Regions from separate parts of the Homo sapiens genome. Here regions 1, 2, 3, 4, 5 and 7 are each linked to region 6. A link is a contact called in ENCODE Hi-C or POLR2A ChIA-PET data. All regions are on one chromosome and are shown on one strand. The core of a region is the stretch at or near the end of the contact, and the rest is flanking DNA. Distances in the headings are between cores, read along the strand shown.

Region 1 (2,930 bases), core at 138-2,637, 1.8 Mb after region 6:
GTTTCCTTGTTTACACAGTCAAAGATACTGCCACTTACCTTCCAGGATTCTCGTAGGGATTATCCTGAGTTAATACATATACAATAGTTAAGCACAGTACCTGACCCAGAGTAAACACTCAAATTATAAAAGAATAAAGAGACGGAAAAAGCCTTACTGTTTCAGAGAGAGAGGGAAAACATAAAGAGATCGGAAAATAAAACTCACTGAACCATTACAGAAGCAAATGCCAGAAAGCATCAAACATTCACATCCAACATCAGAGTTCTAAAAACAAATGTCAAGAGGAAAGTAACAAGAATAGGAAACTTTAAACAGGCATGGTGGCTCACACCAGTAATCCCCGCACTCCCAGCACCTAGGGAGGCTAAGGTCAGATAATTGCTTGAGCCCAGGAGTTAAGACCAGCCTGGGCAACGTAGCGAGACCCGTCCCTAGAATTTAAAATGAGAGAGAGAGAGAATAGGAAAAACATAAAATAAAATTCGGTCAAACAGAGCCTTAACGGAGGAAACTAAATTTCAAAACACCATAACAGAAGGAGGTTTGGGAGAAAAAAAACAAGGTTGCAAAAAGATGATAAAGAAGTAACCAGGGAGTATAAGATTTGAAGAAGGTAGAAGGGAGTCTCTCCCAATGTCCAAAGTACGGTGAGAAATACGCATTCACTAAAATTCTATTAGCTGCAAACTCTAAATTCTGTAAGACTAACAACCAAAAAAACACTTACCAACATAAGCTCCTAATTCTTGTAATTTCCCCTTAATGGCACTCTGAGAGAAAAAGAGCAAACGTGCATGTGAGAAAGGCGGCTCTAGGAAAACAAGACCGGACTCTGCAGCGGCTGAGGCCACTTTGCTGGTGCGCGCACCTCGGATCCCCCGGGCGGGGGCTGGGAGGAGCCTCGCCTGCACCGCCCCCCACCCCGCACCCCACTCCAGCTCCAGCCCCAGCCCCGCGGCGCCCACCTCCCGCAGCGGATCCAAAGCGGCGCCGTGCGCCGCGGTGGTGGCTCCAGCCGGGCCTGCGCCTGTCCTTCCATTTCCCGGCGGCTACTTCAGCCGCAGCCACGCTCCGAGGCCGCAAATGTCCCCAGGGCCGAGGCGGCCTGGACGAGGAGGAGCCGCAGCCCGCCAGGAGCGTCCAGCGGAGGCCAGGCCGCGGCGTCCACCCGGGCCCACAGTCCCCGTTACTCCTGACAACCGCCCGCTCGCCGAGACCTGGCTTCCCACCCCCGACCGGCACGGGCCTCACCCGGATCTTGCGGCTGATCTCGGTGCCGATCTCCATGGCTCTGCGGCGTGCGGGAACTCAGCACTGCGCGGCGCTTGGCTTACCCGGAGGCTGCCGCGGACTCCTACCCCGCAGCCGGGACACCACCGCCTCCTCCTCCGTTCCGCCCCCGGCCGCGCACACGGCGTATCCCCGCCCCGGCCGGCACTGCGCGCCGGAGTGAACGCGCATGCGCCCGTGTCCGCGCCTGCGCACGCCTTCTACCCGCGAAACCTGTGCTCAGGCAAGGAGGGCGGCGGCGTGCGCGTGCGGGTGGTCTTGCAGCTCCGCCTCCCGGGCACCTCGGGGACCTTTCGTTAGTCTCTCTGCTGGCCCTCCGCTTATTCATTTTATTCTCTCTTGGATGGTAAGAATGAATTAAATGTGTAGCAGAAAGATCTTGGGCTGTGATATGAGACGCGAGTTCAAATCCAGCCCTCACTTACTGTCAGTATGGTATCGGTCCAGGTATTTCAACTTTTCTTACCTGTAAAATGGAGTCTGCCCATTAGAGGTTGCACTGCAATTACCCTTGAAGGGAAAATGGACTATCCAGAGCAACAGAGCCAATCCGTCAACTCTTTGACTCTGCAGTACACTGGCCCTCCTGGGTTTGGTTCTGCCTTCCTTCTTCCAGGGCCACCCGTGGCCTCTCCCCGAGACGAATCCCATCCTCCTGCTTCTCTGAACACCCTCCGTGGGACAACACTTTTGTTCTTAGGACTTAAGTTGTCAACTCTGTGCTGATAATGACCGAATTTTCCATCAGCCTTGAATTCTCACACAAACCCCACTCCCAAATTCTAAGTAACTACTCTTATTTTCTCCCAACTCAGCGCTTAGACAGAAGTCGCCTTCATCTCCCCTTCCTCCACTCAATAGGTTACTACTGTTGATTCCCCTATTTGTATCAATAGCCGAATTCTCCCTATCCCTGATCACAAAACCTGGGAAACAGAGGAAGCACAGAGAGGTCTCCTTTCTCCCTCATATCCACTAATTCCTGAGAGTGGTCTCTGTTATCCATTGCTGCATAACAGATGACCACAAATTTAGCAGCTTAAAACACAAACGTTTATCATCTCATGGTTTCCGTGGGTCAACCTCACTGGGTCCTCTGCTCAGGGTCTCACAAGGCTACAATCGTGTCAGGCAGGCTGTATTCTCATCTGGAGGCTTGACTGAGGAGGAATCTATGTTCAGGCTCATTCAGGTTGTTAGCAAGAATTCATTTCTGGCTGAGTGCGGTGGCTCATGCCTGTAATCCCAGCAGTTTGGGAGGCTTAGGCTGGCGGATCACTTGAGACCAGGAGTTCGTGACCAGCCTGGGCAACATGGCAAAAACATGTCTCTTCAAAAGTACAAAAAATTAGCTGGGCGTGGTGGCATGCACTTCTAGTCTCAGCTAGTTGGGAAGCCGAGAGGGGAGGATTGCTTGAGCCTGGGAGGCAGAGGTTGCAGTGAGCCAAGATCATGCCACTACAGCCTTGATGAGAGAGTGAGACCCTGTCTCAGGAAAAAAAAAAATAATTCATTTCCTTGTGGCTTTATGAGTAAGGACCCAGATTTTTTTCTGGCTATCATCTGGAAGCCACTCTCAAGTCCTAGAGGCTGCCCACAGTTCTTTGCCAAAGGGTTCACTAACATGTCTGTTCACT
Region 2 (2,766 bases), core at 203-2,702, 1.2 Mb after region 6:
AACTTATGGATTACATAATCCCAAGCTAAAATCTCAGGGAAGGTTAATTTCATCAAATGAGAAAGAGAGACATTTATATTTTAATTCTCACTCCCTGAAGTTATGTCTGTGTACCTGTTTTCATCCAGAAATATTATCAGTGGATGTATTGGTTTTCTGTCTTCATCACAGTAAACTTCCTTCTTCAGGAGTGACAGGGAGATATTTTGAATTCCTGCTTGAACCATCTTTGAGACTGTCCGGGCCACCCCACTCAACAACCATGGGGCTCTCTGAGCTTCTGTTTTTCTGTGAAATGGGTTAAGTAGGCCAGTGTTCCAATAGGGACTTGGGTCATGGACTCTGTTGGCATGCAGTCTGATTCTAGGTGGTACCGGAAACTCTGCCCCACACAGCATCAAATCAGGGGCTGTGGAATCATTCTCTTTTCTATTCTCCCTTTAATCCATGGGATCTCTTTAAGAAGAAAGTTTCCATTTGGATCCCCCTCTTTAATGCTGCTAATCTCCCTGTTTAAGAAAGAAAGAGACATTCTCAGGCTCGAAACCATTCCTCTTATGATAGTGTGGAGCTCACGTTTAACATCATTGCTTTGGTTCTAGAGTATTTCTCCCCCTCCCTAAAACTTTGATTTAAAAAATGTTCAAACTTAGGAAAAAAGGGAAAGAAAAGCACAATGAATAGCACAGACCCTTCACCTAGATTCACCAGGAATCAGCACTGTGGAGCACTTGCTTTATTTCTCACTCTCCCACTCGTGATTCTCCCCATCTGTGTTCAGAGAGGGATCATGTTCTGCTTAACTGTGGTAGTGACGTGAGTTGTAAGCCCCAAGTTATTTTTTAAAAGAAACATTCAGAACTGAATCCATTTATTAAAAGCTAAATATAGCCCACTTTACTCTTTCAAGTATACTTAGATTTACTATGAAACTGTTTGATGTTAGTTCAGTGGGTGAATTATTTTTGTATTTTACAGTAGTTCCCTCAAATGGCAAAAATTAAAAGGACCATACAACGAGACTTTCATTTTCGTTTGCTCTAATAACTATTAATAGCTAGCTGTATGATTAATTACATTTACCAAGTTTCACATTTGGTGACACCTCAAAGTAATCTTATCCCAGCCATCTTTATGCACCCAAGACACAGCCAAGAAATAGGAAGTCTGCAGAAAACAGATACGGAGGAGGCCAAACCCCAAAGCTCAGGGGCTGTGTTCACAGGCAAGCCCTGGAGGAACTCCTCTTGAAGGGCCTGTTTCCTCTGACTTGGTGCTGGGTTCCCATACGCCTCCCGATCCAGAATAGAAAGAGAAAACAAGACTGCTCAGAGTGAACAAGTCACAGCAGCAGGAAGTCGCAGGAATCGGACCACAAGTAAAAAACATGATCAGGCACCACAAACAGCCTTGCTCTGTGCTCAGGACAGTTCATTTAATCCTCACGCAGCCCCACAAGGTAGATGAGGAAGCTGAGTCTTCAAGAAGTAAAACAGCCTGCTCAAAGTCACCAGTAAGCAACACTGGGATATGAGCACAGGCGTGTGTGGCTTGCAAGCCAGGCTCTGTCTGTAAGGATTTAGGGGAGGTGGTGTGTATCTGGGATCACGGAGCACAGGACACAAGCTGGGACCCTTCTGGGTCTCACTGGGACTTCCGTGTACAAATGCACACATTGTAAGTGTTGGGGTTCATCAGGAGGCTCTCGGACATCTAGCAAAGGCTGAGTTTTGATAATGACCCTCATACATTTTGCTGGTGGACACGACAGTACGGAGTCTCTCCCCCAGCCTAAATTTAGCAAAATACCACCGGCCCTGGGGCCCCAGGAGAGCAGCTCCTTCGCCTCACTCCCTACTGCACCCTTTTCATTAGGGACTCTTTCCCTTCCCCTTTCACTTTCTATGTGGGATGCAGCTGAAGTCTCCCTGAGCCTCAAGGCCCATGAGGGTGACAGGAGAAAAGCCAGGGTAGAGATTGTCACTACTGTTATCTCACTGGTGGTCCTGACCCCACAGCCCTTCTACCAGTGCCGTATCCTCAGCGTGTGCCCGGTGAGTCATGGTGGTGGAGACCCACAGTCATTTCCCAAGCTTCATGCTCTCAGCCACGTGATTCCACCTGTGCCGCACTTCCTCAGTTTATCTGCTGTGTCCACCGTGCTGACACGGCGATAGCCACTGGGGGCCTAGCAGTAACCACACCCTGTCTCATGGAGCTAGCTCTCTAATGGGACACATGACCACACAGTTCATAATGATGGTGGGGAGTGCCCTCTATGGAGGGGATGTAAGAGTACTTACAGTTGGGGTCATCTAGGCAGGAAAAGTATGGTCATGTTCCCCAGAACTCTTAGAAATGGATCACGAGGTAGATGAGCTTACAGGAAACCGGGCCAGCATGGTGCCATAGAACAGTTCCCATCCCTGCCAAATTCTTCAGCCCTTGTGTCCAAGGTCAGATGCCTTGTCTTCCACAAAACATTCCCTGGCGTCCACCCTTCGTCCCCTTCAGCTACAAGTGACCCTCCTCTCCTGCAAGTATTCATCCTTCTGAAGGCTGGGCGCCAGGCACTAACAGACAGGCAGCTGCCTCCCAGACATAAGGAGCATGGGTCCTAACCAGGAATAAGCTTCACAGCCATTGCTGTCAGGCCAAGCCGTGGTCCAGGCACCTGCAGGCATTAATTCGTGTCCTCAGCCCCACACCCACGGGGAGCAGGTGTAGTTACTATTCCCACTTTCGCGATAAGGAAGCACAAGGAAA
Region 3 (3,189 bases), core at 612-3,111, 1.5 Mb before region 6:
CATTTTGACATCATAGACGAGTCAGCCTTTGGGGTTCTAGTTCTGTTTAAACCTGTTTATTGTGCGCTGGCTTAGAAAGCTCTCCAGAGAGCTAGGGCATTATCTGTGACTCTGGCAAATTGATGGGAGGGGGGCGGTGGGGCAGAGAAATAGGGGTCGTGGGGAAGTTAGGGGGAGGCATCATCCCTGAGTCCTGTTTCATCTGATTAGAAAACAACCAACAATCCTTCTCTTACGTAGATTATTTCCGGTGCTCCTGCAGAACAGGAATGTATTCAAGTTACTTTAAACCAGTGGCCTTCAACCCTGGCTGCATAGACGGATAACCAGTAGAACTTTGGAGGAAAGATTGATTCCCCGGGACATGCCCCCAGACACTCTGATGTCATTGGGCTTAGGTAGGGCCCGGCCATCAGGATTTTTGAAAACTTGACTATGTAGCCAGAGTTGAGAATGTATTGTTATAAACCCTAGAAAGAGAGGTGGACAGATGGGGCTGGAGCCCTAGCTGCCTTGCCCTCAATGTCTTTTCTGCTCATTGTAGGATACATTATTCTTTTCCTGGTCAGGGCCTCTGGACATCCTTCAAGTCTTAGAACCCTGTGCAGGGGCCAAGAGAGTCAACATTGCAAGTCACAGGAGAACAGGTTGGGATGGCTGTCTTTATGTGCCATCCCAGGAATCAACCCAAGGCTTCAGGAAAAAAGTGCACTCCCTGATAGCTGAGGTGGAGTCTACAGATCCATCTGAGGGTGCTCCCATCCTACCTGTTGGTGAGGTATTCATTAAGGACCCCCACAGTGCCTATCAGGAGTTGTGTCCTGGACCCCTAGTCTTAGTAGGCATTCCACAGATCCTTGTGATATGGACAGGAGACAGGGAAATACTGGGTAGAAGAGGGTGGTTCCCTGGCAAAGGCCCCACCCTCAAGCCTGGGTACCCATGGCCCTAAATGAGGACAGCCATTCCTGTTTTCATCCCTAAAAAGTTGCCTTTTGGCCTGCCATGTCCCCTATCCTGTACCCATATAAACCCTGAACCCCAGGCTCCAGGCTCCAGAAGCAGACGGGGAGACAAGAAGATGAGCAGACATGAATGGCAGAAAAGCACGGCAAAGAAGGAGAGAAGAGAAGGAACATTGGGAGGAATTCGACTGGAGACGATCTGAAAACTGGCCACTGGATGGCCAAACTCCAGGGGAAGATCATCTTCCCACTCCATCCCCTGTCCAGCTCCCCATCCATCCTACTTAGAGCCACCTCCACCACTCAATAAAACCCCTGCATTCATCCTGCAAATCCATGTGTGACCTGATCCCTCCGGGATGCTGGACAAGAGCTCGGGATACAGGAAACTGTCACACTGGCCCTCTGCCCTGGCAAAAAGGGAGAGGGTCCACTAAGCTGGTTAACGCTTAAGCTGTCCACGGATGGCAAGGCTGAAAGACTGCACTGTTTCAGTGCCTACTCGGGCTTTGGAAGTCACAGACACCGACCCCGGGATGCTGTCATGGGGCTGGGGCCCAAAAGTGCTCACCCTGGTTCCTGCACCTGCCTGTCTGCGTGCTCCCCTTCCCATAAGGGGTTTTAGCTTGGGGTGGCTGAAGAGAGAGCCACACCCCTGTTGCACATCCTGTGAGGGGGCCAGGGAATTCTCCTGTTCCACTTAGTAGTATCTTAGGCCTTCAGTGGAAGGAAACAGCATGTTCCACGCCCTGTAGCATCCAAGAAGCTGCAAGTCCTCCCTCCTCACCCCAAGAGCATTTCTCACACCCACACCACACACCTCACTTTGCTGTTGGCTGTGGTTATTTTTTTCTCTAACTAAGCACATCTAAACCATGCCTAGTTGTGGTTCTTCAGTCAGGGTCAAGTGGTGTTAGCAATCACATCAGCACCAAATGGCTCAGGATGCTCTGGTTTCAAAGCTTATAAAACAGAGGGTGATTCCCTTGGGACTCACTCAGCTCGGCTCCGAAAAGCAAAGGCCAGAAGGCAGCAGTGAGCCTGGGTCCCTGCTGTGTAGGGAGACTCAGGGGCTGGGAAGAAGGATGGAATCAGAAATGCTGAAGGTTTACGTGAGCTTTGCACCGAGCGCCTCCGAACCACTGCCTCTGGGCTCAACAGAACACAGGGGTAAGTCTCCATGAACTTCTCAAAAAGAAAACTGGGAAGCTTTCTGTCTTGATGATTTGAGGACCCACTGGTTTCAGAGGTGCCACATTTGGAACCAGATCCGAGTCTTTAAGGTTTGTGTTTTATTTGTTCATGTCAAAATGTGGCTTCCTGCTTCTAAGAAAAGAAACTCAGGCTCATAAAAGCAGCCTCCAAGGGCTTCTTGGACCTCAAATTGCGCTTTCAAAATGTGGTCTGATGGGTTCAGTGTAAATGCACCAGAGGCATGTGGGATCCATTTACCTTAAAATACACTTGGGCCTAAAAATTAAGAGAAAAACAGTCCAGGGCAAAGTGTATACTGCAAAGTCAAGCTCCAAACATTTGGGAAACAGTTCTAGAGGCTGCTGGAACCCCAAATGCTACTTGCTTTACCTACCCCTTGGGAATCATCAAATGTTATTTTTTGTACAAGACTGGGGATGAGCCTGCTCTCTGATCCCAGTGCTGTGCTCTGCTGTGCAGTTCTAATGGGGCAGGCTGTTTCCTGGACCCTGAGATCTCCAGGCTCCCTGTGCCTATTCCTTGTCAGCTTTGCCCCATCCAGGAGCTGGGCTGAGCTTGTCAAGTGACCTCTGCTTTGTACCACTCCATCAGGTCCTGAAGAATGAAGGGTACCAAGGTGGAAGGGGCGCAGGATTAAGAGTAGGGACGCCTGCAAAAGCTCTCGTGTTACCACCTCATCTTCCAACTTTCATGTGGGTGAAAACGTTCATCCTAAATAATTGCTTCTAATTCTGAAGTTTTGTGATTCCTTGAAATGTACTTTGGGGATGACAGCCAGCATTTCCATTTCACTGCAATTTCAGAGTTTTGCAGTGGTTTGCCAATCATAACACTTTCTAATTGGCACAAAATCCACCTACCTGTTGCCTCTCAGGCTTGGGTAACATACTTCAGACACTTTCTTAGGTAAGTCTTGGCCCTTGGGGTGTTATTTGCCCAGATGGTAAAAACATTTAAGTAGGTCTGATTATTTCATTTTCAGTGGTTTCAACGCATTTTTGTGGCCTGG
Region 4 (2,878 bases), core at 178-2,677, 1.6 Mb after region 6:
AGGCGGAGGTTGCAGACAGCCGAGATCGCGCCGTGCCACTGCACTCCAGCCTGGGCGACAGAGCGAGACTCCGTCTCAAAAAAAAATAAAAAAAAATAAAAAAAATTTAAAAAAACCTTGGAAAAATGCTTGTCTACAGAAATATAGTCCTATTAATTAATGTGAACTAACAACAGAACCTAGCTTTGTATTACCACTAACGTAGGCTGTTCTAAGAGAGATGTACTATCTGAAAGACAAAATGTTCATCTCAGCAGGTTATCATCCATCATCCATTTGCTGGGAGCTAAGGCAGAGCCTAGTAACAGCATTCACACTCAGGCCTCCGCTTTTGTAACTCCCTTCAATTTTCCATTTTTTCTAACATCTCCAAGGCAACACCACTAGAGGAAAAGCTAGGGAACTAGAACTACGTAGGTATATTCCGCACTTACTAAAAGCACTGACAAACTGCCGCAGCGCTACTTCTGTTCTCCCATTTTCTCCTTTTTTGCCTATTCCAGGAGCCACCTGCCCACCAGAATTGTACCGCTCACGTACATTGTATACTACCTTTTCCACTCGCTATACACATTACTCTAGTTTAAGTTCTCTTTTCATCAATGCCATCATTCCTTCTTGTAAGGAGCCTTTCTTTCCCATTTCTCCCTCCTACAATTAGAGCTTCCCTTGCCTAGGTAATTTTTTAAATAATGAATGTATCTTTCTCCCTCCTAGATTCTCATTCTTCTAATTTGCATATTTGCCTCAAGCTAAACTCATGGCCTCCTTCACTCTTGGACAACAGTCTAAAGATGAGGTGGGAGGATCACATGTTCGATCCAAAAGGAAGAAGGCAGCTATGTTAACAGGAGGTGGAGAGTCACAGATCTTTGTTTATGCATATTTTTTAGAAATTAACAACGCACACGCTGAGAGCTTAAAGCCCATCAATATGCAAGTATAAACGAATTATCAAAGTTCCTCGTCAAGTAAAGTTCAGGGCTCTCATTCTGGGACACGTATAGGGGAGGGGAGGCTGAAAATTGTGAGGAGGGGGCGGTCATGGCACAGAACTTGCTATCCCCGTGGACGTGGCGGACAGCGGACCCGCTAGTCACAGCTCCACAAGGTCTCGCTCCGGGCGCCTCCGAGGGCCGAACGGTCAGCCCCGCCTCGGGCCTTCCTCCCCGGCCTCCCAACCCGGGGCTGGGATATGCCCCAGACCCCGCAGCCTCAGCGTCAGGATGCACAGGCTGACGGGAGCTGGCCGGTACCTGGTCATAAGGGGACTTCTCCAGCATCTGCGTGCATAGATCGGCGCAGAGCTGGAACTTCCTGCGCCTAAAATAGCTCCAGGCCAGGAGCAGCGGCTCCATCTCCGAGCTCATGGCTGCCGGTGCGGCCAGCGAAGGCCCAGCGCTCCAGGAGAGAGGTGGGCGTGGAGTGAAGAGCTGGCGGCGTCCGACTCTGCCCGGCAACCCGCGACGGCTGGGGCCTTGTCCGAGAGGTGCCCGCAGCGCGCCTGAGAACAGGAAAAAGAAAAACAACCGCAAGCAGAACTCGGCTACAGGGCTTGCCTAAACTTGGTTGGAAAAAGATGTCTACTTTTAAAGGCTACAGGTTTCATTGATTTTGAAAAGAAGGCACCGCGGCTAAACAAAAAGGTAGTGAGTTAGACACCTGCCCCTGGGGTCCCCCACCCTCCCAGGAGGCGCAGCTGCCTAGCAACCGAATGCTCTGCCTGCCCTGCAGGTCCGGAAGAGTCCCTGGAGTTGATCTCTGTCTGGTGTCTGTCCTACTTCTTCCATTCGCTCGTTTCCATCCCTTTCGCTTTACCTTCCGATTCTAGAAATACAAACAAGTAAACAGCTTCCACAGTACCATCCACCCATCAAGACCTAAAGTCCTAAATCCTGAAATTGTCCGCTGTTTCTCGAGGTCCTTCCCACCGAATCTCAACATCTGAACTGCAAGTGGTTTGCTTTTACTCATTTTACAGATGAGAAACTGAGATAGACTCAGAGAAGAGAAATTATTAAAATTGCATTGAGTTAGGGAGCTGGAACTGCAATCTGGTTGACTACAAGTTGCTAATACATTTGTTAATTCGACTCACATGGTGATTCCGGATTGTAAATTGGTGACAGTTTTACCAAACTAGATAATGTGTGCAAAATAATAATAATAATAATAATAATAATAATTTTTAAAAGCTTTGTGAAACATCGTCTCCTGGCACTTGCTGTTTGGCAAGGGTTTACTTGTGCAGAGTGATTTCTTCAAACACAATTCTGACTTTTCTCTAGAAATTTGCACAGATGACAAATATGCTTAAAATTGCAATGGTTATGAAAAGAGAGGTGTGACCGGCTAAATCCAGGTAGGCTTTTCTCAAACCACTGGGGTCTGAGAAAACATTAGACATTCTATTTAATCCACATATTTATATTTTTCATAGGTATTAAAATGAAACTTATGCTTCTAAACTAAGAAATTTATTGTTACCTTTTATTCTCTACTAAGCAGTCTTTCTTGAATTGTTGTATTTTGGAAGTCAGTAATTATCAGGATTGTCATTGTTACAGTTAAGTGTATTGTCATTAGTCTATTTGTGTTCTCCTGGAACTGCCGGTAGAAATGTAATCTCCCTAAAGGTCCTAATGAAGCAGCCCATGGTTTCTGAGTGTCAAATTTTTAAGAACGCACATGCCGACAATTGACAATTGGGCTCAATATTTCACAGCGTCTTTTTGTTTTCTGGTACACTGTAAGCAGATTACTATGTAAGTGATTTTCAACCCTACTAGAGAAAGTGAAGCACAGAGAAACCCTTTAAAAGGGTCAGTTTCACAAATGATGCTAGATCTCAGTTCATAGATCCTTATCTTTTACTCTC
Region 5 (3,096 bases), core at 540-3,039, 1.6 Mb after region 6:
TCCATCTCGTCTCATAAAATTTACATGTAACCAGTAATTAATATATCACAAATGTATAGCAACAAATATTTAATGTTTTCTAAGTTCACTGCTTGAATTTAAATAATCAACAATTTTTCTTTTTCTCACCAGGGGATTTCAAGGAACTCACTAGTGAATTAGAACATATTCTTATTAAAAAACAGAAAACGCCCTCCTGGTGACAAAGAGAAACTGTGTGTGCTTTTGCCCAGGGTACCCTACATGGGCCTTAGAGCCACTTCTCAGGCCTGATTTCTTTGTTTATTTGCAGCAGCTGCCAGAAAGCTATTCCTCTTTTTCAGATTCTGCCCAGAATGGAAACTCTTTCAGAGTTTACTTTTCATGACATCTATGTAAATTCCTTTCAGATGGCCTTTATTTCCTGCATGTAAACTGCTTGCAGATTAGAAGTCATAATCAAAGACGAAACGGTAATCCTGTCTCAAGTTAGTAACTGGCATCTTTGAGGAAGTAGACATTGGATAACATCTATTCCAATATATCTGTACCACACAGGAGTCAACCCCTTTTGGAGTCATATTTCTTGAAACGATGGTAGTTTATTTTAGCTTTTGTCAGATTTCTGTCTTGGTATTTCCTATGGAAATCAAACAGTAATTTTTAGACAATAAGGGTTCATATTGGTATATCCTGAATTAGTATTTTTTTGTTGTAAATCTTGTGGCCATCCTGAACTTAACACTTTTTAAATTGTGGATTTCCAATTATTTTTAGAGGTATTGATAAATCTTGTTCATATTCCTGTGAGAAGAGGACACAACTGAGTAGGAGGGGAAATGACATAGTCAGGAATTGATTGTTCCCAATACTTTTATTACAGGAGTTTTCTACAGGATCACAATTGAATTTATTTAATTAAGAGTAACTGTTGGTGATGTCCCAGTCATTTTTAAAAAAATCGAAGTACAATTTTTTTTTTTTTTGCTATTCGGAAATCAGATCTCACATGTCAGTTTACCATCTAAAGTCTACCTTCAGCTTTGCGGTCACTTAAGAAAACATACACTTAGGACCAGGAGCAGTGGATTGGGCCTGTAATCCCAGCGCTTTGGGAGGCCTGAGGCAGAAGAACTGCTGAAGGTCAGGAGGTGGAGACCAGCCTGGGCAACACAGCAAGACCCCCGCCTCTACAAAATAAACTTAAAAACAAAGCAAAACATTTGCCGGGCATAGTGGTACGCAACTGTACTCCTTACTACTCCGGAGACTGAGGCGGGAGGATCGCTGGAGCCCAGGAGTTGGAGGCTACAGTGAGCTGAGACTGCGCCACTCCACTCCAGCCTGGGCGACAGAGCGAGGCTCTGTTTCTAAAAATAATAATTTAAAAGCACATTTAGGAAGCTCGGCATCATTCCAATGTCTGGGTCCGAAAGCACTATAAGGCAGCAAGACACACAAGGTATCAAGCGTAAAAAAGAGAATTTAGCATCCCGGTGTGGATTTTCCCAGGCAAAAACGTGGCCTACGCTGGGTGCAGGGACCGTGCGGAACCGGCAGGTGCTTCCCGGTTGAGGACGCAAAGCAGCGGGAGCCCGGGGTCGCCGAGGGTCCGCCTGGGCTTAAGCAGCTCAACGAGGGAGGGCTCACCGGCCCGCGCACTTGCAGAGACGCGGTCCCAGCGACTCCGCAACTAGACCGTGGCCCCGCGAACTCCAGCCTCTTCTCGGCTCCGGGAGGGGCGGAGTGAGCGCGGGAGGGGGCGGGGCCACGCAAGGCCGCGCGCCCGCCGCTCGGCTCGGCTCGGCTCGGCTCGCTCGGTTTCGGGGTGCGCGGCGCGGGTCCGCCAGGCTGTGGCTACAAAGCCGCGGCGGGGCGCGAGCGCCGCAGGTGACCGGGGCTGGGAGCTGCGTGCGCGGGCGGCGGCTGAGGAGCTGGAGGCGGGCCCTCGCTCTCGGCCCAGGCGCTACGGGCTGAGGAGACTAGGCGAGCCGAGGCGGGCGAAGGGCTCTGGGCATCCACTTGACAGCCGGCGGCGCTCGCGGCCCTCAGCATGTTCCGCGAGGCGAGGGTTTTCCTCCCGCCTGTGGGCTGAGGCGGCGGCGGCCCCCGAAACGAGATGCACCTGACGGGCGCGGCTTAGAGGACGCGGCTGGCGGGAAGTCCCGGCAGCCAGCGGGAGGGCTTTCGTTGCCGGGCCGCCGCCGCCTCCCGTCGCCGCCGCGGGCCCGAGCGGGAGCGGCGGGTGGGCGCCCCGACATGGCGGCCCGGAGCGCCCCGAGCTGCCACCTGCGGCTCGAGTGGGTGTACGGCTACCGGGGCCACCAGTGCCGCAACAACCTCTACTACACTGCGGCCAAGGAGATCGTATACTTCGTGGCGGGGGTCGGCGTGGTGTACAGCCCGCGGGAGCACAGGCAGAAGTTCTACCGGGGCCACAGCGACGACATCATCAGGTACCGGGGAGCGGGGGCCGCCGCCGTCACCCTGCAAGCCGCTCCCGGAGTTTGCACCCGCGGGTTCCTCTGGACGCCGTGACCGCTCCTGCACGGAGCATCACCCCGAGGGGAATCCGCAGCTGTCTCTCTGGTCCCGAGTCCACCAGTTAACACCCTACAAATGCCTTTCCCCTCTTCCTCGTCTAGGGACTCTCTCTCGGGTCCGTGCAGGAAGATCAGGTCCGCGGATCCACCGGGCACCCGGTTTGACGGCTTTGTCCCCTTTCCCACTCCATCACAATTACGAAAACTGCGAAAAGGTTATTTTGGTGGCACTTTATTCCGTTAGATCCTGTGAGAAATTTCTTATTAAACGCATTCTTAAAGCACCCGGGGTGGGGGGAAACCCTTTACCTAATAAAGGACTGATGGAAGCACAGCAAGCGGTGGGCTGCTCCCGGGGAGCGCGCCCAGGGTGGCGTCCTGAAGGGCTCTCACCTCCTGGCCGTAATTATTAGTTCAGGTTTCACCGCCTGCTATAATCAGCAGAAACCCCAGGCAACCTCCAGGCAATTCACTGGATGTTAAAATGTGCACACCTGAAGGCAATTTAAGGTAGGTCTTATCTGAAGAGGCTGCTGAAAACTTCACTGATTTCCAGTTCTCTTCATCTTCATTA
Region 6 (2,988 bases), core at 319-2,818:
GGTGTACCAGAACCCTGCGGGGAACCATCTCCCCACCCGCCAAACCAGAAACGCAGTCGGTGATGTCAGCCCTGCACGCCGAGGAGGAAGGGGCTGTGGAAAACACACCCAGCGAGGCGCACAGTCGCATCTGGCAATCTAGAGGCTGCAGAGAAAGCAGAAACGTGGAGGGCATCTCTCTGCGGACTGGAAGTGGCGCGGGGCGAGGGACCGGGCAGGGCGCGTGCCCGGGGGCAGGCGTGGGGGGGAAGGCGGCCCCCGAGCGGGCGTCTGGACGCCGCCCCTCCTCGGCCAGGAGGGTCACCACCCCCGGCCCCCGCGCACCAGGGCTGAGGCCAAGGCCACCCGCACCTCCCACCCGCTTCTGCTCCCCCAGGCGACGAGCCCGCGGCGCCGCCGCCTCCTCCCGGAGCAGAAACTTTGCGTCTCTAATGGAAACCAAGCCGCGCGCCAGTTCCCTCCTCCCCCGCCGCCCCCCCCCCCCGCCCCAATTAGCGCGAGCCCAGCGCCTCCCGCGGGAAGTGCCTCCTGGTGCACCGAGGCTCACGCCCGCCCGCACTGCTGCACTGGGTGGGGGGCCGCAGGGTGCGAAAGCGGCAGGAACAAGCCACGGCCACACCGCAGGGCCCCGCCCGGGCGCAGGGCGGCCCGGCCGCCGCTTCCGCCCTCTCCGCCCCCAACCCCTCGCCTTCCTGCCCCCAACCCCACCCTTCCCCGGCTCCTTCCTTCCCAGCCCACGCCCGCGCCGCGCCCCCCGGGAAGAAGGAGGGGAGAGCGACCGAGGGAGGGCGCCCAGCAGGGCCGGCCAAAGTGGGGAGGTGGCGGGCGCTGACTGCGCCCCTCAACACCCGGCCGGAACAATGTGCGCCACCGGCCAGCTCCAGCCCATTCATTCTCCACTGCCCGCCCGACCTGCCACCTTCGCGCCGGCGGAGAAGCGGGGTGGGGAGGGGCGGGCCGGGGGGGGGGGTCTAGTGCCCGGCCCCGCCCGGCTCCCAGGCCGAAACGCTGCGCTGCAGGCAGCCCGGGTGCGGCGCTAGTGGATGCAGTGGGTGCGGGGCTGGGCGGGGGGCAGGGGGATTGGATGCAGAAACCCCCGCTGCAGTTGCGGCCGGAGCCCCTGCCCGTGGACGGCCTACGACCAAGTCCAGCTCCAAGGGGAACCAATAAATGAAGCTCCCTGGCAGAGGTCGCCGAGATGCAAATCCAAAATGCAACCTCCTTTAAGCGCAGCTGCTGCGTAACACTCAGAAAAGAAAAACCTCCAAGAACCAAAAACAAACAAAAAACAAACAAAACAACTAGAAATCTGGGAAGAAATCTCGGGCAGCTGCTACGCCGGCATTTGCCACTCCCGACCTACCATGGTGCGAGCGAAGGGAGGAAGAGCAGAGGGAGCGAGGGTGGCTGCACCAGCGCGGGGGCTGCGACGGCGGGGGTACCTCCGATGCCGCTGCTGCTGCTGCTGCTGCTAAGGCGCGCTGTGCGCTATGCCGCCGCCGCCGCCTGCGCCGCCGCCTGACTACGAGTAACGGCACGGCGTCCACGACACTCCCAGCACCACTGCCGGAGCGCGAGTCTGCGCCCCGCGATATATATATGGTGCGCCGTATCCCTCCGCCGCGGCGGAGCCGCCTCGCGCAGAGCGGCGCTGCGGCAGCCGGGCCTTGCCCGCCTGGTCCCGCCCCCGGGTTCGCCAGGCCTCCCGCCGCCCCCTGCGCGCCAGTCGCGGCGGCCCTACGCTGGGTCGGGGAAGCGTTCTAGGCTGGGCGCGCGGTCTCGGGTCAGGTGTGGCGGGGAGTCCTCAGGAGACGCCCACCCTGGGCGGGGGCGAAGACAGAGCGCCTGCTTAGTCCAACCTGGGGGCGGCCCAGAGCTTCGGAAGCCGTTCACTCCGCTACCTACCCCAGCCTCACCCCACCTGGGTGACCCTCCCACCTCAACATCTCCAACCGCTCCACTAGGGCTGCCGGCTCCCGCGTGCCCCTCGTCCTTGGGTCTGCAGCGGCCACTTCCAGTTTGGGGTGCTGCAGGAGGTCCTGAGAGTAGGGGGTCCGCGGGGAGGTGGAGGCAGATTGGCCACACTCCTTCAGCTGCCGAGGAGAGGGGTCTGCAGAGGACGAGGTAGTTGTCCTCCTGGAAGAAATTGGTCCTCTTCGGATTTTGGAGCAGTATCCGAGTCAAATTATTTATGCTCAGTTGCTAAATCTGTGTCATGCTGCGATGTTTAATCAGTCTTTAATGTTTTTACGTTTCCACTGAATATTTTTTAGGATGCCTGAATATTTCTCCCCTACTATTTTGTTCTTTTTCCTGGCGCCCGTCTTACTAAAATTAGTGTACCTGTGCAGCTTCTACAGACCTTAAACCCAGGCTTTAAATTTTTCGTAATTTTCCTGATCCTGAGAAGGGTCAGAGTCTTTATTCATAAATCCATAGAAACAAGGGAAAAAATAGATGCTTCAAATCCTCTGCATTACAAGTGGAACACACAGCCAATTGCCTCTCTTATGGAGCTAGATTGTATTTTAAACTACAGTTTTGATTATATTCCTTTTAAAAGACTATTTAAATCTTTAAATATACTAGTGTTTTCCATTTTTTATTATATTCCTTTTAAAATAATATTTAAATCTTTAAGTTTACTAGTGTTTTCCATTTTTCTGTAAAGTAGAGAAAGAACAATTTCAGCCAGTAATGTGAACCCCAGGACTTGTAAAAATCTAGACAAAATGCTGCAGTTTCTTTTCTTGCCAAGGCAGAACACAGAATTTGATCTTCTGTTTTACAGGGCCCGGGCAACAGTTGGAGGTTATCATTTGCTTACTGTTTCACAGAATATGGCAAAGTGTGTGATTAACATGCTGTGCTAGAAAGGGCTTTGCTTGCTTGTGTTTGTTTCTGCTTTCAACAAAGTCTGCAGGAATATGTTTTTTAAAAAAGGAAAAATGTACAGGCACATTGCAAATGCCACAGGACTTCTTGGGA
Region 7 (3,000 bases), core at 311-2,810, 1.1 Mb after region 6:
TGTGAGTCCATTAAACCTCTTTTTCTTTATAAATTACCCAGTCTCCAGTATGTCTTTATCAGCAGCGTGAAAATGGACTAATACAGTGGGGGTGCCCTGTCGTGTAGAGGAGGGAGACCTATTTTTGTCAGAAGGGTGGGAGCAGAGGGGCTGTCATTTCTTGGGAGAACTGACACTTAAGGCCTTAAAAAAGCAGATAGATTTAGGTGTGTGGAAATAGAAAAAAAATGTCATTGCAAGAAAGAGAAATAACCAGAGAACTTAGCTTCACAGAGACCATAGCAACAGCGCGGAACCTGAGCACTTCATAGACACCTTTGTATAGCGACGGGAAGAATAATGCAATGTCTGAAGAGGAAATAATGGAAGTTAAAACCTGAAGCAAAGTTGAAATCAAAATGACCTAATAGTTAGAGCGGGGCACCAGTTTTCATTGTCAAATCGTTGTTTGGTTTAGAGTGGAAACTTAGTACCTTTATTTTTCCCAGCACAAAACCAATTGTAAGAATTAACTGGTTGTTCTCGAGGTCCTCCCTGGACGTCGGGTGCCTGTATTTTGGTTCAGAATCACTGGCAAGAGGGGCTGCTGAATCACCTCTCGGTTTCGAGGATAATGGGGTAAGATTTGGTTTGGATTACACCAGGCATGGGTACTTAACATAATTGGTCATTTCATCAGTTCACAGTCTTTATTTTAAATGCCATTTAGGCTGCTACAGACAGTTTCAGCAGGCTAGAGAGCACTTCAATTCTTGTACAATGGAAACCAAGCAGAGCATTAGAAGGGGACAAGCTCATTTTTCAGAGGGGACCCAGGGCAGGCTGAACAGAAGAGTGGCTTATTCAGAGCCCTGCAGGCGTGGCCAGCTGACAGGTGTCCCCACCGTGCCTTCTTCTTGTGTCTGTGTGTCTCTGTGTTACGGTCTCTATGTGTTTGAAACGTGTTCTTTATTTTATTCGTTTAATTCATTTACTAATCTCTCTTATTTTGTTAATGAAAAGAATAAAGTCTTTTTTATATTTTCCCATTTCCAAACTCCCTGTCCCCCTCCCCCATATTCCATTCACCCATCAAACTTAAAATTAGGTTACTTTATTAAAACATCACCCTTGGATGATTTGTTGTAATGAGTCAGTGATTCATAATTAAAGACATTCCTCACCCCTAATCTGACCCTTCATCTGGTCTCTGATGGTTTCATCCCAAAATGACATAGGCACCTCTGCTCTTGGTAGCTTCATGCCTTCTGCTGAAAGTTGCCACAAGCCATGCTGATTTTATATCCTACTTCTGCCCTCTTGGTCTTGGTAGGCCCTGTTGGCCTCAGAGCTCCCCACGGAGTTTTGTTCAGAGAGGAGCTACTGCCTGACCATTTTGGCCTGCTTTTATTTCTAGCTCTTCCTCCAAGCAGGCATTCCCTGGGCCTACCCTCCCCACCCCACCTGCAAGCATTTCTTGATGGTACATCTCTGTGTGTCCAGTCCTGGGTTAGGCTGGAGATCCCCAGGGGAAGTCCAGGTCCCACCCTCTCAACCAGGTCCCACCCTCTCAACCACTCACAGCCCGTTCTGTGGTCAGACCACGAGTCCTAGCCCTTCTTGGAAAAGGCTGCTTGGCCCACCCACTCTAAGAAGCCCAGCCACTCTCAGCACAGATGAAACCACTGGTTTTACAAACCTTTCCAGTGACTCACTTGACACCCTTATACCCTTCTGGTCATTCTTCCCTCTTCCTTTTCTCCGTCACTATAGTATTGGGCCTCTAATTATTATCAACTCTGTGTCCCTAGGATGCGGTGGTAGAATTAAAATAAATTATCTAACATATTTTATTTCCATTCACTTCTGTTGGTTGTTGTTATTGTTGCTGTTGTTGAGACGGAGTCTTGCTCTTGTCGCCCAGGCTGGTGTGCAAGTGGTGTGATCTTGGCTCACTGCAACCTCTGCCTCCCGGGTTCAAGTGATTCTTCTGCCTCAGCCTTCCAAGTAGCTGGGATTACAGGCATCCACTACCCCACTCAGCTAATTTTTACGTATTTTTAGTAGAGATGGGGATTTGCTGTGTTGGCCAGGCTGGTCTCGAACTTTTGATCTCATGTGATCCATCTGCCTTGGCCTCCCAAAGTGCTGGGATTACATGCTTAAGCCACTGTGCCTGGCCATCCGTTTACTTCTGACAACTCACACTGGACGAGCTAATGTAATGGAAGGACTTAAAGGCATTTTCAGCTCACAGAGGAGGATTGTGTTGCCTTAGACTCCCACCTACCCACCCCCACAGCTAAAATAGGGAAAAAGGAAACCAGGTCTTCTGCTGTGAGATGCATGCTGTTCCTCCATGTGCACCAATGTACACGCAGTCCGTAGAATGTGCATGAAGTTGACATGATGGTTAGATGACTTGCTTTGAGGAATACCAGTTTCCCATGTTCTAGGTTGGCTTCATATCCAAACTTACTTGGGAGTAACAGCGTTTATCACCCCTTCTCCACAACTCTTACCCCTCCCATAACTCTGCTACGAACTTTTACTGCTGAAATGTATGAGATACCTCACCTTGGTTGTCTTTCATGCCATGAAAGGCTCAAGAGGAAGTTATAGTGGAAGGAACACTGGATTATGAGTCAAGGGACCTGGGTTCTGGTCTCAACCCTTCACTTGGTAAACTTTGTGACCTTGGACAAGCCACGTGGCATACCTAGCGCTTCATTTGCAATTTAAGGAGCAGACCTCAGCGATGGCAAAGATTCCCTATCTAGTACCAGCTCTGTTCCACTCTAGCAACTTCCCCCAAAATAGGTCAGAATGGATTTTGATGCTTAGTTCTGGCTCAGTGGAGAAAGAGTGTTACCTTCAGCCAGCTGTGTCTGCTGCGGGTGCAAGGAGAGGACAGAGTGGGTGGAAGGCTGGCTGAAGATACCCATCCCCAAACAAGATGATTTTCCAAGGTCCTTTGGATCTTAGGGAGACAATACGATATATTATAGGTTTGGACAACCT

Evidence for each region. A loop is a pair of places that touch in the nucleus more often than their neighbours do. ChIA-PET counts read pairs that join two places held with the same protein, here RNA polymerase II (POLR2A). Pooled maps may share reads with other maps.
Region 1: a loop to region 6 is called in a pooled map, with 8 times the contacts of the local background. The contact joins the promoter of ZC3H14 here to the promoter of CALM1 in region 6. A Hi-C loop is called at or near these places in 2 of 168 maps with a recorded cell type or tissue (both CD8-positive, alpha-beta T cell), 2 of 37 single-sample maps with no recorded cell type and 15 of 50 pooled maps.
Region 2: a map with no recorded cell type shows a loop between it and region 6 (6-fold over the local background). The contact joins the enhancer-like site here to the promoter of CALM1 in region 6. A Hi-C loop is called at or near these places in 2 of 37 single-sample maps with no recorded cell type and 2 of 50 pooled maps. POLR2A ChIA-PET finds 5 or more read pairs at or near these places in 1 of 52 experiments (activated T-cell).
Region 3: a loop to region 6 is called in a map of CD4-positive, alpha-beta T cell, with 8 times the contacts of the local background. The contact joins the promoter of TC2N here to the promoter of CALM1 in region 6. A Hi-C loop is called at or near these places in 4 of 168 maps with a recorded cell type or tissue (CD4-positive, alpha-beta T cell, CD4-positive, alpha-beta memory T cell and naive thymus-derived CD4-positive, alpha-beta T cell), 1 of 37 single-sample maps with no recorded cell type and 10 of 50 pooled maps. POLR2A ChIA-PET finds 5 or more read pairs at or near these places in 3 of 52 experiments (CD4-positive, alpha-beta T cell, CD4-positive, alpha-beta memory T cell and OCI-LY7).
Region 4: a loop to region 6 is called in a pooled map, with 12 times the contacts of the local background. The contact joins the promoter of TTC8 here to the promoter of CALM1 in region 6. A Hi-C loop is called at or near these places in 2 of 168 maps with a recorded cell type or tissue (aorta and ascending aorta), 4 of 37 single-sample maps with no recorded cell type and 14 of 50 pooled maps. POLR2A ChIA-PET finds 5 or more read pairs at or near these places in 1 of 52 experiments (activated B cell).
Region 5: a loop to region 6 is called in a pooled map, with 12 times the contacts of the local background. The contact joins the promoter of EML5 here to the promoter of CALM1 in region 6. A Hi-C loop is called at or near these places in 1 of 168 maps with a recorded cell type or tissue (naive thymus-derived CD4-positive, alpha-beta T cell) and 7 of 50 pooled maps. POLR2A ChIA-PET finds 5 or more read pairs at or near these places in 1 of 52 experiments (activated CD4-positive, alpha-beta T cell).
Region 7: a loop to region 6 is called in a pooled map, with 5 times the contacts of the local background. The contact joins the enhancer-like site here to the promoter of CALM1 in region 6. A Hi-C loop is called at or near these places in 2 of 50 pooled maps.

What each region holds. Positions count from the first base shown.
Region 1 is chr14:88,561,494-88,564,423 of GRCh38, reverse strand. ZC3H14 (zinc finger CCCH-type containing 14) reads right to left here and starts at 1,387. Exons shown (of 17, transcript NM_024824.5): 1 at 1,255-1,387; 2 at 731-773. The coding sequence starts at 1,290. RefSeq lists a silencer at 889-1,598.
Region 2 is chr14:89,164,002-89,166,767 of GRCh38, reverse strand. The region is part of intron 5 of FOXN3 (forkhead box N3); the gene reads left to right. Among named protein-coding and RNA genes, the nearest start is that of FOXN3-AS3, 180 kb to the left of the region's middle. RefSeq lists enhancers at 1,222-1,351, 1,552-1,601, 846-1,777. Within about 2 kb of position 1,452, at least 9 of the 41 ENCODE cell types and tissues checked have a DNase peak (open chromatin) inside an H3K27ac peak, as active enhancers do.
Region 3 is chr14:91,866,208-91,869,396 of GRCh38, reverse strand. It overlaps TC2N (tandem C2 domains, nuclear), which reads left to right and starts at 1,861. Exons shown (of 12, transcript NM_001128596.3): 1 at 1,861-2,135. RefSeq lists an enhancer at 1,646-1,695.
Region 4 is chr14:88,823,200-88,826,077 of GRCh38, reverse strand. It overlaps TTC8 (tetratricopeptide repeat domain 8), which reads right to left and starts at 1,427. Exons shown (of 15, transcript NM_144596.4): 1 at 1,257-1,427. The coding sequence starts at 1,370. RefSeq lists an enhancer at 1,416-1,775.
Region 5 is chr14:88,791,646-88,794,741 of GRCh38, reverse strand. It overlaps EML5 (EMAP like 5), which reads left to right and starts at 1,789. Exons shown (of 44, transcript NM_183387.3): 1 at 1,789-2,435. The coding sequence starts at 2,239. RefSeq lists silencers at 1,649-2,008, 2,199-2,278.
Region 6 is chr14:90,395,609-90,398,596 of GRCh38, reverse strand. CALM1 (calmodulin 1) reads right to left here and starts at 1,568. Exons shown (of 6, transcript NM_006888.6): 1 at 1,364-1,568. The coding sequence starts at 1,366. RefSeq lists enhancers at 1-136, 1,307-1,356, 1,478-1,772 and silencers at 197-266, 307-376, 457-1,006, 1,017-1,176, 1,457-1,876.
Region 7 is chr14:89,275,156-89,278,155 of GRCh38, reverse strand. All of the region lies in intron 4 of FOXN3 (forkhead box N3), which reads left to right. Among named protein-coding and RNA genes, the nearest start is that of FOXN3-AS3, 74 kb to the left of the region's middle. RefSeq lists an enhancer at 1,405-1,504. Within about 2 kb of position 1,560, at least 6 of the 41 ENCODE cell types and tissues checked have a DNase peak (open chromatin) inside an H3K27ac peak, as active enhancers do.